Regions from separate parts of the Homo sapiens genome. Here region 1 is linked to region 2. A link is an interaction called in ENCODE POLR2A ChIA-PET data of the cell type or tissue named here. Cell type or tissue: MCF 10A. All regions are shown on one strand.

Region 1 (8,000 bases), 130 kb after region 2:
ATGATTTATATTGCCATGATTTGTTTTTGGATGGTTTTCTGGCAGCACAGCTAGGCCAAAGCAGCATAATGGCCACAATGGTATAATTTATCTTGCAGAACATATCAAGCACATCTAGAGAAAACAGAGATAAGAAAAATGGATCCTTTTTCTGCAACACGAATCTTATGTAAATTAGGATAAAAAATGGACACATTTAAAAACGCTGAATTAAATGAACTAGATGGCAGGATCTTTAGATCACAGTTAAAAGAAAGAGGAACAATTTATATATATTCTATAAATAGCAATAGCAACATGATGTGGCAAATAACATCAGATAATTTTGGATGATGAATTGACTTTTCCTTATCACACACTAACTGGAAAAAGCAAATAATCTTTTGACAGAAACTAAGAAGAGAATTCTTGTCAAAGAAGGTTGGCCCTGCAGCAGTTAAAGCCAAGTTGGAGTAGATGTAGCTGTACAAATATAAATAAATGAGTAAAAGTTAAAAGCATCTAGAATGCCTTTTACATAGGAACAAGGACATCATGTTCTGGGAAGCCACATATTTTAGCAATATAACCCTTTATTATGAAATGTACAGAGTATGAACTCAGATCTGTCACTATTTTATTAAAACTGATTCCAAGTAAATCAAGGGAAACCAAAAACTTATGTAGGGATTATTTTTTAAAGTAGGAAATTTGTACATTTAGCAAACATTATGTTTTTTGTTGTTATTGTTGTTGTTTTTAATTTTAGCCTCATTGTTGGCCTTTTTAGTTTCAAAAAAACTAAACTTTTTTAGGAACTCAAATATCATTCAGCAACACCATCATCAATAATAGGATTCCAAGAAAATATGTAAAACATGTATAAAGTGGTGGTTTTACCTACTATTTTAAATTTTTCAGTTCTATACTTTTCACCTAAATTCTTATGGAAGAAAAATACTCCAGTTAGATATCTAAATGGTGGAACAGCATAACATAAAATATGAGGCAACTGCAGGGAATACATTTGTGTAACTAATAATGAGAAGTGGCAAAATACAATAATTTTGCTTAAAACATTGATTTTATCAAGAGAAGACTAATTTATTGGGATAATTTTATCAGGAGAAGACTGATTTATTGGGATAAAAGGAAAACCTGGGATAAAAGTTAGCTAAACTTGCATTAATTTCTTTCTTTCTTTTTTTTTTTTTTTTTTTTCAAAGAGAGAGTCTCACTCTGTCACCCAGGATGAAGGGCAGTGGTGTGATGTGCAACCTTTGCCTCCCGGGTTCAAGCAATTCTCCCTGCCTCAGCCTCCCAAGTAGCTGGGACTACAGGTGGCCGCCACCATGCCTGGCTAATTTTTATATATTTTTTAGTAGAGATGGGGTTTCACCATGTTGGCTAGCCTGGTCTCGAACTCCTGACCTCAGGTGATCCACCCACTGCAGCCTCCCAAAGTGCTGGGATTACAGGTGTGAGCCACCGCACCTGGCCACATTAATTTCTTAAATGCTAAAATGTCTCTAGAACTGTACAAAGATCTACATTTTAAGGAAAAATTTTCATTGAAGTATTAGCATAAAGTACACAAATCTTAAATGTACAACTCAAAGAATTTTTACAGATAATTTTATCCTAGTAACCTACACTGTGATAAAAACAAATTACACTACAGAACCCTTCTTTGTGCTCTCCTCCAGTCATCACCCTCAAAAGTAACCTCCTTTCTGACTTTTATAATCATAATTTGGTTTTGTCTTCCATGTAAATGGAATTTGGGAGACTTATTTTCTACTGTATCTGGTTTATTTTTCTTAACACTGTGTCTGTGATATTCATGCATTATATTGTGAGTAGTAGTTCATTTTTATTGATGCATAGTTGATATAGTTTGGATAATTTTCTCTTCAATCTCATGTTGAAACATGATCTCCAGTGTTGGAGGTGGGGCCTAGTGGGAGGTGATTGAAACATGGGGAAGGAATTCTCATGAGTTGGTTCTGTCTTCGTGACAGTGAGTGTGTTCTCATGAGATCTAGGTGTTTAAAAGTTGGTGATGCCTTTTCTCCCTCTCTCATTCCCACTTTCACTTTCGCTTCTGTTTTTCCTTTCATCATGAATAAAAGCTCCCTGGATCCTTCCCAGAAACCAAGCAAATGCTGGCACCATGCTTCTTGTAAAACCTGCAGAACGGTGAGCCAATTAAACCTCTTTTCTTTGTAGATTATCCAGCCTCAGGTATTTCTTTACAGTAATGCAAAAAATGACCTAATATTTCATTGTACAGTAGGCCCCCAAATGTCATTTTGGTCAACAGCTTTTTCTTATAACATTGATGAGGAAAAAATAAAATAAAACATTCCTGGTGAGGCCACTGTCTGTGTGTTAGCAAATTCTTTCCGTATCTGCCTGGGTTTTCTCTGGACACTCCAGTTTCCCAAAGCTGTGCACATTAGATGAACTGGTGTGTCTCCGGGGTCCTAGTGAGAGTGTATGTATGTGTGTGTGTGCCCTGTGATGGGGTGGTGCCCATTGCAAATATCTAGGAATTAACCAAAGAAGTGAAAGATCTCTACAATAAAAACTATAAAACATTGATGCAAGAAATTGAAGAAGACACCAAAAAATGGAAAGATGATAGTCCATGTTCATGGAATGTAAAATTTGATATTATTAAAATATCCATATTACCCAAAGCAATCTACAGATTCAATGCAATATCTATCAAAATACCAATGACATTCTTCACAGAAATAGAAAAAAAATCCTAAAGTTTTTATGGATCCATCAAAGACCCAGAATAGCCAAAGCTATCCTGAGCAAAAAGAACAAAACTGGAAGAATCACATTACCTGACTTCAAATTATACCACAGAGCTATAGTGACCAAAACAGCATGGTCCAGGCATAAAAACAGACACATAGACCAATGGAACAGAATGGAGAACTCCAAAAAATATATATATATATATATCCATACACCTACAGTGAACTCATTTTTTACAAAGGTGCCAAGAACATACAGTGGAGAAAACAGTTTCTTCATGGATGGTGCTGGGAGAACTGGATATCTATATGTAAAATAATGAAACTAGGCCCCTATCTCTTACCACATACACAAATTAAATAAAAATGGATTAAAGATTATTAAAGACATAAATCAAAGACCTCCAACTATGAAAATACTATAAGGAAGCATTGGAGAAGCTCCATAGAACATTGGTTTGGGCAAAAATTTCTTGAGTAATACCCCACAAGCACAGGTAACCAAAGAGCAAATGGACAAATGGAACACATCAATTTGAAAAGCTTCTGCACAGCAAAGGATATAATCCACAAAGTGAAGAGATAATCCCCAGAATTGGAGAAAATAGTTACAAACTACTCATCTGACAAAGGATTGATAACCAGAATATATTAAGAGCTCAAACAACTCTCCAGGAAAAGAAAAAATCTAACAATCTGATTTTAAAGTGGGCAAAAAGTTTAAATAAACATTTCTCAAAAGAAGACATGCAAATGACAAACAGGCACATGAAAATGTGCTCAAAATCACTGATCATCAGAGAAATGCAACAGGCACATGAAAAGGTGCTCAAAATCATTGATCATCAGAGAAATGCAAATCAAAATTACAATGAGATATCTCACCCCAGTTAAAGTGGCTTTTATCCAAAACTCAGGTAATAACAAAGGCCAGTGAGGATGTGGAGCAAAGGGAACCCTTGTACACTGTTGGTGAGAATGTAAACTACACAGTCACTATGGAGAACAATTTGGAGATTCCTCAAAAAACTAAAACTAGAGCTATTATACAATCCAGCAATTCCACTCCTAGGTATGTACCCAAAAGAAAGGAAATCAGTTTATCACAGAGATACCTGCACTCTCATGTTTGTTGCAGCATTATTCACAATAGCTAAGATTTGTAAGCATCCTAAGTGTCTATCAACAGATGAATGGATAAAGACAATGTGGTACATAAGTACAATGGAGTGCTATTCAGGTATAAAAAAGAATGAGATCCTGCCATTTGCAACAACATGGATGGAACTGGAGGTAATTATGTTAAGTGAAATAAGCCAGGCACAAGACGACAAACATTGTATGTTCTCACTTATTGGTGGAATGTAAAAAATTAAAACAATTGAACTCATGGAGATAAAGAATAGAAGGATGGTTACCAGAGGATAGGAAGGGTAGTGGGTGGATTGAGGGCAGGTGAGGATGGTTAATGTGCACATACACACAAAATAGAATAAGACATAGTATTATTCATAACACAACAGGGGGACCTATAGTCATTAATAATTTAATTGCACATTTAAAAATAACTAAAAGTATAATTGGATTGTTTGTAACACCAAGGATAAATGCTTGAGGGGATGGATACCCAATTTTTCATGATGTGATTATCTCACATTGTATGCCTGTATCAAAATATCATGTGTGTCTCATAAATATATACACCTACTATGTACCAAAAATTTAAAAATAGAAAAATTAAAAAATTAAAAATAAAAGTGACTTTTATGAAATATTCTTAATTTCAGTGTAAGGCATTTGCTCAATATTTTCCTTTATTCTTAGTTTTTCTAATCTGCTAAATAATTATTTTACTCCATAGATCTGTTCTGTTATTTTCTAGACACTCAAGCTTTTGAATCTGCCATATTTGGGTATAAAATTCATCAGGAATTCAGTTTTGTTTATATTATGACATATCAATCAAGATTTATTTTTCTCTGTGGATATGTATTTGATTCTGTTAACCAATGCTCTATAGTCTCTATCACTGGAGATTAGTTGTGCATACTTAATAATTTTTTATAAATAAAGCACAAAATATACTATTTTGTGCCTGGCTTTCTACACTCAGTAGTTTTTGAAATGCATCCATGTTATTGCATAATCAGTAGTTCATTTACTTGTGCAATTCTATTGTGTTACTATACTACAGTTTGTTTACATTTTCATTGGTTAGTAGATATTTAGAGAGTTTGGCTATTAACAACAAAGCTGTCATGAACGTTTACATGCAAGCCTTTTTGTGGACACCTGTCTTTATTTTTCTTGGATGCATACTCAAGAGTAAATGTTCTGAATCCCACAGTAAAAGTACATTTAACTTTATTAGACAGTATAAAACTGTACTATTTTACACACCTAATACCAATGTAATAATGTCTTATATTCTCCATGTATCAGCAGCACTTGGTATTTTTCAAGTCTAATTTATTATATTTTTAATTTTACGGTTGGGGATTTTGTGTCATGACAGGGAAGACTTGTCCATCCCCATCTATTCCTGTTATTCTTAACAAAATAAGTCAACAATATTGTATCCTAGAATGTTGTGGTTTATTCTTTCCTGTTTTCTACCTGTAAACTATTTTGAGTTAATTATTGAGTATGATATGAAGTAACAATTGAGGTTGAAATTCTATCCTTTGTTGTTCTTGTCATTTATGTTAAAAAAACGACAAAATGTTTATGGGTCTCTTTCTGGACCTTTCATTCTGTTCCATTTATATACTTATTTTAGTGCTAATAGGACATTGTCTTGATTACTATCAAGTCATAATTAATCTTGATATCAGTTAGTCTAACTTCTCCACATTTCTTTTTCAAAATTAACTTTGCTATTCTAGATCCTTTGCATTTCCACATACATTTTAGAATCAGCTTTTCAATTCATACACAAAAATTTATGTATGGGATAGTGATTGGAATTGCACTTAAACACATAGAGCACATTGCAAATGATGCACATATTAACATTACTATATTCTCCAATCTGTAAAAATGGTATATTTCTCCATTTATTTAGGTCTTGTCTTTTAGTTCAAAACCTGAGAGAAGGTGTCTTGTTCAACAAGAAGTTTTGAGTTAAAACAAGCTTTTCTTTTTAAAAAAAATTATACTTAAGTTCTGGGATACATGTGCAGAACGTGCAGGTTTGTTACGTAGGTATACGTGTACCAGGGTGGTTTGCTCCACCCATCAACCTGTCATCTAAATCAGGTATTTCTCCTAATGCTATCCCTTCCCTTGACCCTACCCACCAACAGGCCCCACTGTGTGATGTTCTCCTCCCTGTGCCCATATGTTCTCATTGTTCAACTCCCACTTATGAGTAAGAACACAAATATGCATCTTTTTTGTCTGGTAAACCATGTGTGGAGCTTTCTAAGGTCATGCTACTGCAGGCCATCACAGGGAGGTTTAGGTTCTATAGTTGGCTTCTGACTCTTCCAGGGCTAATGTCCTAAATACCCTCCCCTATCAGGACATTAGCTTGTGATAACAATTGTATATACATTACACACAGAAGGACGGGGTTTGTTAGAATCAAAAGGAATCCTACATTATCATAACTACACATATTATCATCATGTATACTTATTTTGAAAGCCCATTTAAGGGAAAGTTAATGTACAAACTCACCAGGTTTCACTGGACACATGGTAATTTGATTCTCAGGAAACCATATACAGCAAACTTGGTCACTGCAAAATGATGGTACTGTTTGTTTAGAAAAGAAAACACACACACACACACACACACACACACACACACACACACACACAAATAGAGAAGATACTACCAAAAAAGACAACTCTTAAAATTGGACAGGAGAAAACTAAAAAACTTATATTTGTTCTCTTAACAAAAGTTGGAAAAATTTTATTACTAGAAGGACTTCATTTAGGAAACATTTCTCTATGTTTTATTGGGTATGTAAACTTTGGGATCAGTTAAGTTTCATTGAGTTACTAGATTTTAAAAACTAGATAGCTAAAAAGGCTAAAATCTTCATATCATTCCTTATTACATAGTGTCTTTTCTAAATTTGCTCAGAAGCTGAATACTTAAATCACAAACACCAAGAAAATAAATGGTCTTATATATGTTTTTTATAGAAATGCAATTATTTCTAGTTGGTCACTAGTAAGTAACATAAGTAAAAATATTAGGGATATTATAACACAGTCAAAAGGAAGCATCCTTTTGTAATAGTTTGAAACAGAGCACACTGATATAATGATACTCATTGGGGATTGATGTGCCTTAGTGCTTCTATGCGCCCAATAAAACATACAGGTGAACATAAGGAAAGAATAGATCAAATGAATTGTTTTTGCTATTCTAAATAGAAGAAGATGATTCCCAAAGACAACTTGGGAGCCAAGTAAAATAGGGAAACGTACCGAGATTGTTACATGTTTGCACAGGGCAAATTTATGGACCCAATGTCCTTCCCTGATCTAACACATGTTGTGTTAACCTATTGTGTGGTTGCTTAAGAATCGAAATTTACTTGACCATATTCTTTAAAAAACTCTTACTTTCTCTGGCTGCACCACAGTGGCCTATTTCCATATGAAGAAGGGCTGACTTTCCGTCTGGGCAAAAAGCAGTACTCATGCTTTACAATTTTTATAATAGATTTCCACCTTTATCCCTGGCCATTTGACCTTGAAAGAATATAAAGCAGCCTTCCTTAAGCCATATAAAATATCATAATATGAGGTCATTTCAAAAAGATGAACATCATGATATTTAGAGAAGATTACGACATATTTTTGGTGGCAAAAGAGCTGACAAGAGGAGCACAGGCTAGGACCACTTAGCTAGCACAGAGCTCACTTTTAATTTAAGAACTTCAGATTTAGAATTGTATTCTGTAATTGAAGTTACACTTTAAATCGTAAAGATTTTTTTTTCTTTTTGGAAACTATGAATTTTTAGTATAAGTATTTAGATAATTTTATAACTTTATTTTGGAATTTATTTTTTATTTTTAATGCACAAGTTAAAAAATGTCCTAATTTTCTCTTGACATATAGCTAAACCTTGACTAGATCCCTGGAAGTTAAATTATATTGGCTGAATTCCTCAGAGAATATATTTCATACATTGTAATGCTATAGTCTTTCATAACACATCACTACAACAGATCCTGTTCTGTTTGTTATAAGCAAGTTGAAAAGAGTAAAAAAAGCAGTATAAAAA
Region 2 (8,000 bases):
TTGCTCTGTCGCCCAGGCTGGAGTGCAGTGGCACGATCTCAGCTCACTGCAAGCTCCGCCTCCCAGGTTCATGCCATTCTCCTGCCTCAGCCTCCCTAGTAGCTGGGACTACAGGTGCCTGCCACCACACTCGGCTAATTTTTTGTATTTTTTTTAGTAGAGATAGAGTTTCACAGTGTTAGCCAGGATGGTCTCGATCTCCTGACCTTGTGATCCGCCTGCCTCAGTCTCCCAAAGTGCTGGGCTACAGGCGTGAGCCACTGCGCCCGGCCACAGTGTGACTTTTTAAGTTGATCTTTCTTAGGATCCTTGAAGCTCAGTAAATCAGAATGTCCATATCCCTCCTACATTTTGGAAAGTTTTTATCCATTATTTCTTTAAATAAGTTCTTTGCCTCTTCTCTCTCTTCTCCTTTGGGGAATTCCATAATTCATATATTTATTTACTTTAAGGTGCTCATAGGTCCCTCATTCTTTCTTCCCTTTTTTTTCCTTTTTTTTAACCCTATAACTGGTTAATTTCAAATAAATTGTCTTCAAGTTTGCTGACTCTTTTTTTCTGCATAACTGAGTCTGCAGTTCTCTGTTGTACTTTTCAGTTCTGTCATCATATTTCTCAGCTCCAAGATTTGTGGGTTTTTTTTAATGAGTTCAGTTTTTTTATTCAACTTCTCCTTTGTTCATGTATTGTTTTCCTGATTTCATTTAGTTGCCTATCTGTGTTCTTTTGCATTTCACTGAACTTTTTTTCAGAATTATTATTTTGGATTTTTTTTTAATCAGGCATTCATAGAGATACATTTCTTTATGGTCCATTACTGATTTCCTTGGGTAGTGTCATAATTTCCTTGTTATTCATTTTTTGGGAAGCCTTGATTTGGTGTCTGTGTATTTGAAAAGGCAAGCAACTGCCCCCAGAACCAAGCATGCTGATCTTTGTCACTTAGGAGATCCTGAAATGGCCCTACAGACTGATTTCACAGCAAAAGACTTTCTTCTCTTCAGTCTCCATACTGATGAAATAGCCTTCAGGATCACAGTCAAGTGTGATTGGAGGTCAGTCATGTGGCTGCTTTTGGGTTCACAGTGGAGTCTGCTATTTTGGGGGCTTTTACTAGATGTGTAGATAAGAGTGTCTCCCTCCAGGTCCCTGGGAGGACAGCTGTTCTGCCACTAGGTGGGTCCCTGGTCAAGTAAGACTGGTGCTGGACTGAGACTCAGAGGGGCTGCAGCTAAAGTATAGGGCTGCTTCAGGATCTACAGCCAAGATAAAAATCTTTAGGCTTGCATCTGGGGCTACAAATGAGCATCCTCCCCTGCCTGATTCCAGACGGGGGAGGACTGCCTATGGACTGCATCTGGGAGAGAATGGAGTTGGGTTGCAGGGCTACTTCAAGATCAGCACTGGGTTTGAAGTCAGTGAATTTGCCTTTGGGGGCATGTTTGGGCATGTCTCCTTCTTGGTCCCTGCGCAGGCAACACTTCTCTCAGAATGCAACTGAAAAGGGCTACAACTAAGTTACAAGGTCATTTCAGAATCTCCTGTGTGACGAAGATCAGCATGCCTGGTTCTGGGGGGCACAAGCAAGTGTTTCTCCTGGCAGAACTCATAAACAGGACTGCTCTTAGCCTACAGCTTACACGGGCTGCTTCAGCATTCATAGCCAGTGAAGTTTGTGGTCCTGCCACCCAAGGCATGTGATTCTTTTTAAGTCGCTTGGCAGATACTTCTAATAGCAGGACCAAGGCCTAATGGGGCTGTAGCTGAGTTTACAGTGGTACAAAGCTGTTTTCAGATTTGGAACCAGAACCACAGTTGCTGAGTGTGACACCTGGGTGCAGGCCTTCCCTCTCAAAATGGCCTTCCTCTGTCTTGGGCTCTTGGGCTTCACCAATGTTTTTCAACCATCTAAGTGGTCCCAAAGCTCCCACAAAGGCAATTTTGTCTATGAATTGTTGTCAAATCTTGTTGCTCTTGGGTGATGTAAGCAGGGGATCTCCTATTCCACCACCTTGCTAAAGTCACTCCCATTAAGTAATTTTATATAAACTTTTTGTTCCTTATATTTATGACACTTGGATATTCTTCTCTCCTTGCTTATCTTTTTCTCTCTTTCTGGTTTAATAACCATAAGAATTGCTAGTCTCACGAGCCATTGTATACTATTTTCACTCTCACCATAGTTTTCTCCTGAGTTTTAAATCTACCGATCTGCCAGTTTCTTTGTCTTTTCCCTCAATTTTTTTTTCCATATGATTTATATGGCTCAATTTCCTCAAGTTTATGCTCCCATTTTATTATGTGGACAAAGCTATAGAAATTTTATGAGCAATTTTATGAAGAAAAATCTTGAGTCATTAGGTAATTTCTTATTTGCTTGCTACCTGACAGCATTAATAGCTTCAGCACATGGTGAATGCCTGTTTTTCTCCCAAAACTGTTGTGGGAAAAAAAAAATAAATGGCATCAGGAAATGACTGAAATTCATAGTAAGAGTTTTTAATGCATTTTCTAAGAATTTGAACCTCAGCTCTGCATTCTTTATGTATTTCTTTGAAAGATATCAACTTATTTTTTTATGTAAAAATTTGGAATGAAATGTTATTTAAGTGAAAATTTCCAAGCTCAGTCAGTATATGCAGGGTATATATATGCAATATATACCCATTATAGGTTATATTAATGTAACTTACCCATTTCTCACTAATATGCCATTACTTTTTTGTATTATGCCAGTATTTTACTTTCTCTGATTCCTAGAACTTGCCGTGGTCTTTTTCCCTTTATCACATGGTAGCATAACTGAAAGTAAATATTTTTCCCTGCCAATCACAGACACATAAACTCCATGAATATTGAATTCATTTTGTCCACTCTCCTAAATAAGGCAAAAGAAAAAAAAAAGAGATTTCAGGTATATTTGGTGGGAATAATAAAGGTATTCACTTTGCATTTATTATATTTATCTATTCATTGAGAAGTTGAAGATGTTCAGAAAAATAAAGAAAATCTGCTGACTCTGCTAATGATCACAATGAAAAAGTATTTCAGTAACTATTCTCCTTATAGTTTAGCATATGGCATTTCTTCATGAACATGGCAGGTACATTATTAACATATATTCTGCAGTTATTGAATGCAGTCTTCTGCAATGTTGATTAAGTCAATTTGATAGTGTTGTTCGAGTCTTTGTCTTATTTTTCTGTTATTGAGAAGGAAGTGATAAAATCTCCAGTTACAATTGGGCATTTATTTATTTCTCCCTGTAATTCTGTCAAGTTTTTCTTCATGTTCCTTTAAATTCTATCAAGTTTTTCTTCATGTCTTTTAAGCTCTGCACATGAGATTATGTGCAGAGGATACATGGAAAATACATGGAGGATTTTCTTTTCTTTCTTTCTTTGTTTCTTTCTTTCTTTCTTTCTTTCTTTCTTTTTTTTTTTTTTTTTTTTTTTTTTGAGACAGGGTCTCACTATAGCTCACTGCAGCCTCAACATCCTGGGCTTAAGTGATCCTCCCACATTAGCATTCTGAGTAGCTGGGACTACAGGCTTGAGCCACTGTGCCTGGCCCAAGGATTTTTACACATACTTGATAAGTTGACACTTTTTTTTCTTTCTTTTTTTTTTTTTTTTTTGAGACGGAGTCTGACTTTGTTGCCAGGCTGGAGTGCAGTGGTGTTGTCTTGGCTCACTGCAACCTCTGCATCCTGGGTTGAAGTGATTCTCCTACCTTAGCCTCCCGAGTAGCTGGGACTATAGTTGCGTGCCACCACACCCAGCTAATTTTTAAATTTTTAGTAGAGATGGGGTTTCACCATGTTGGCCAGGATGGTCTCCATGTCTTGACCTCATGATCTGCCCGTCTCGGCCTCCCATAGTGCTGGGATTACAGGCATGAGCCACTGTGCCTGGCCAAGTTGACCCTTTTAATATTATAGCATATTCCTCTTTGTCTCTGGTAATACTCATTGTCCTGAAGTTTGCTTGGATAATATAATGGTAATACCAATGTTTTTATGTTTAGTGTTGTTGGCATTTCTTTTTCCTTCTTTTATTTTAACAGGTCTATATCTTTATATTTGTTTCATCTCTTGGGTATAGCATATAGTTAGGTTTTCTCTAGGGACTGTAATAACCATCCTTAATTCATCACAATCTACCTTTAATTAATGTAGCACATGTATAATGTAAGACATTTACAACATCCTTTATGCTATTTTTATGATACATTTTATTTCTGCAAATGCTATGAGCCCCATGATATATTGTTATTTTTGCTTAAGCAATCAACTGACATTTTTGTTTTCTATCTTAAAACTTGATTGTAGGTAACTCAATAAAGGAAATAAAATAATGTTTCTTATTTCCCCACATATTTACCATTTTCAGTGCTCTTCATTTTTTTATATACATCTGAATTTCCACCTGCTACCATTTACCTTCTTCTTGAAGAAATTCCTTCAGAATTTTTTTGTAGAGTGGGTATGGCTGCCAGCAACAAATTATTGGCTTTTGTTTATCTAAAAAGTCTCAATTTTATCTTTAATTTTAAGTGATATTTTTGGTAAATATAGAATTATATGTTGACAGGTTTTTTTTCAGCACTTTAAATATTTTGTTTTATTCTGCCTTCATTGCTGTTAATGAGACAACAGCCATCATCGTGCTTATTATTGTCCTCTTGAATGCAGTATATCTTTCTCTCTGGATGTTTTTAAGATTTTCTCTTTACCTTTGGTTTTCTACAGTTTGACTATGATATATTTAAATGCAGTTTAAAAAAAATATTCATCCTGCTTGGGTATTACTTTGCTTCCTGAATATGCATTTGTTTTTTTTAACATTAAACATTTTAGCTAATATTTCTACACATATTTTCTGCCCTATTAACTCTTTTCTCTCTTAGGAACTTCAGTTACATTTATATTAGACCAGTTGGTATTTTTAAATTTTTTCCTGTGCTTCAATTTGGATAATTTCTACTGACCTGTTTTCAGATTCATTGGTGCTTTCTTCTAATTTCTCCATTCATAATTATGGCATTGAGATAATTTTTAATATAGATATTACATGGGTTTTTATATAATTAAAAAAATATTGCACACCTCAAGTCCATTCCTGTTAATTCCAAAATATGGGATATCTGAGAGTCTCTTTCCATTTATTATGTTTTCTTTTGAGTCATATTTTCTCACTACTTCTCATGTATATTTACTTTTATCCAATCTTGGACATTGGAGAGATACATCCTAGTGAGTTGGGATTGTGTTATCCTCTTCTAAAGAATGGTTTGGTTTTGGTAGGGAGTTAAATTTATATTGATTACTATGGACTTGTGGAGGTTTGAGTTTAGGCTTTTCTTATGGTATGTCTATTTTACTTTTTCCCTTACTAAGATGTGATCCTTATTTCCAAAGCCTGGTCCTTCTCAGGTTTTAATGGAAATCCTGAATTGTTTACTACTCTCTAACTTGGCAGAGTTGAGCTTTCAAGGTTATTTCCCCTAAAATGGGAAACTTTCGGAATCTCTCTTCATTCCTTTCAAACTTCTTCATGATTCACATCGGCCACTTAGGTTCTTGTCATATACATGCACAGTTAAGTGTCAACCAGTGATAGGAGGGGAATTTTATGCAAATTTGGGGCTCCTGAACTTCTTCACTCAATTTCTCAGACACACAGTCTCTAATTCTGACTTCTGAATCATCATCCCAGGGAGACCTTTGTTTTTAGCTTGAGTTCTATTCCTTGTGAAACGTCGGACAGTGGCGTGCCCTCAAAAGAAAGCCTATAAAAACATGAATTTTACCAATGTGCTTCCTGTTTCAAAACATGGATTTTCTCCAATTTCTATCTGTTTTGTTTGCTTTTCTGAGCCTGCAAATATATGCTTTTAAAAATACTTTATTCAGAGGTTATTATGTTATAATAATAAGCTACTTTGCTGTAATGAGGAACAAGATTCTGTATCTTCCTTATGGAAAGTCATTTTATCCACTATCCATCTTTATAAGCTGTCTAAAATCAAATTATTAAAAAGACAAATCATTTTGTATACTAATATCAATTTTTGTATGATAGACTCCTTTTATATGGACCAGAATATGAAATATTTTACTAACACTCTATAGCCTTGATGACTTAAGGAATTATGAAAAATATACCAATTTGGCTGCATTTATGACAAAAAGTATTATTTTCTATGTCTATTTTATATTATGTCCTTGTGTTCAGAGTGAGCTCTCAAAAGGTATACCTGGTTTGTAAAAAATATTTTAAAAGTGACTTTTATGTCATTAGTCACCACATACCTGACACTTAACTGGTAGACACTAAGGCCAATTCAATTAGGATGCTGAATTTTTCAGTAGTGGCAAATGCTTGGCTCAATTGGCTATATTTCAAATCAGAATCCATGTCATCATTAGGATATAGGTCAAGTAAATGAGGAGTAATAAGGAAGCTAAACCCATTAAAAACCTGGCCAGAACTTGGCCTTACTAATGATAACCATATGCAAGAGCACACAATATGCTGGTTTCTTTGCCAAGAATTAATATCTCTAAAGCGAAACTCCTTTAAATTCCTCTAAACGTGATCAAATTTAGCTGTCATCCATATTCCTTGCTCTGTTTGACACATAGCACTAGATGAAGCAACTCTTTTGCTTCAAGAAGAGATGTCTCCAATCCCATGTCAATCTTCTCCTTTGTTGAGCATTATTTTCAGCAGAATTGATATGTCCCAGTGGATAAAGGAGAATATATCACTACAGGTATTCTTGACAAAATGTATGGACATTGGGATTAAAATATACGTCTGGCTCATCTGAGATGTGTGGCACTGTGAAAGTCACATATCCTCTGATTCCGAGTCTTATGTTTAAAATGGAGAAATATAAGATATAGTCAAGGAAATTTTCTGAGGATTAAATGAAATTATGTAAAGAAATAATTTTGTTATTAAATGTTAACTATTTGTTACATCAATTTTTTTATTTAATAAGATTTTACTTTACTTGGCTTAAAATCCTCAAAATTACATATAAGAAGTTTCATCTGACATTAAGCTTTTGATGATAAACGACCAAAGATTTAGCATATAAAGTAGGCAGCTTTGCTACACAATGAATTGATGTTAAACGGGGCACAGATAATAAAGAAGAAAAACTTAAGTAATCAAAGAATTATTAGCACTTAAGACTGATATCTAGTGGTGAAGGGCTCATTTAGGTTTTGGCAACAGAGAGAACTGGATCCACGTACAACTCTGCCATTGTACCCTTGGCCAAAATACTTAATCTCTAAACTTCAGTTTTCTTATTTTTACATGGGTTTGGTATTAAATATCTATCTTAGAAATGATTAGTGAGGCATAATGAAAAATGTCCATGTTAATCACTGAGCCATGGGCCCAGCATAGAGTGACACTCATAGGATATTGTTGTGTGTTGTTATTAACTCAGTAACCAAGGTGTGTCAAATATTATCCCAAGTAAAATCAAATGACCCAAATAAGGGCCAGACACGGGGGTTCACATCTGTAATCCCAGCACTTTGATAGGCCAAAGCGGGAGGATCACTTGAGCCCAGGAGTTTGAGACCAGCCTGGGCAACATGGCAAAACCCCTTCTCTACAAGAAAATACAAAAATTGGCCTGGTGTGGTGGTGTGTGGCTGTGGTCCCAGCTACTCAGGAGGATGAGGCGGGAGGATCACCAGAGCCTGGGAGGTTAAGGTAAATGTAGTGAGCTGCAATCTTACCACTACATTCTAACCTGGGTGACAGAGTGAGACCTTGTCTCAAAAAAAAAAAAAAAAAAAAAACGAATAAAATTTAATTTGGAATATTATACTGATTTTATTGTCACTACATTAATTGCTTTATGCATAGTACTTCATTTGAGTTTACCAAGATCCTGTAAAAAAATTTTTAACCGTGCTTTACCAGAATAAAACTGAAGCTTGGATGGGTTAAAAACCATGGAATGAATAAGGT

What was found. ChIA-PET counts read pairs that join two places held together with the same protein. Peaks named below come from ENCODE experiments on the same cell type or tissue, not always from the same donor. Only the 100,000 strongest peaks of a DNase experiment are listed, where the experiment ranks them.
Region 1: POLR2A ChIA-PET joins it to region 2 with 5 read pairs; 2 of 35 experiments call an interaction of 5 or more read pairs at or near these places.

What each region holds. Positions count from the first base shown.
Region 1 is chr4:125,044,992-125,052,991 of GRCh38, forward strand. No RefSeq gene overlaps it. Among named protein-coding and RNA genes, the nearest start is that of FAT4, 270 kb to the right of the region's middle. In MCF 10A, no CTCF peak of the experiment used is centred here; a DNase peak (open chromatin) is centred at 4,930.
Region 2 is chr4:124,912,251-124,920,250 of GRCh38, forward strand. No RefSeq gene overlaps it. Among named protein-coding and RNA genes, the nearest start is that of ANKRD50, 200 kb to the left of the region's middle. In MCF 10A, no CTCF peak of the experiment used is centred here; no DNase peak of the experiment used is centred here.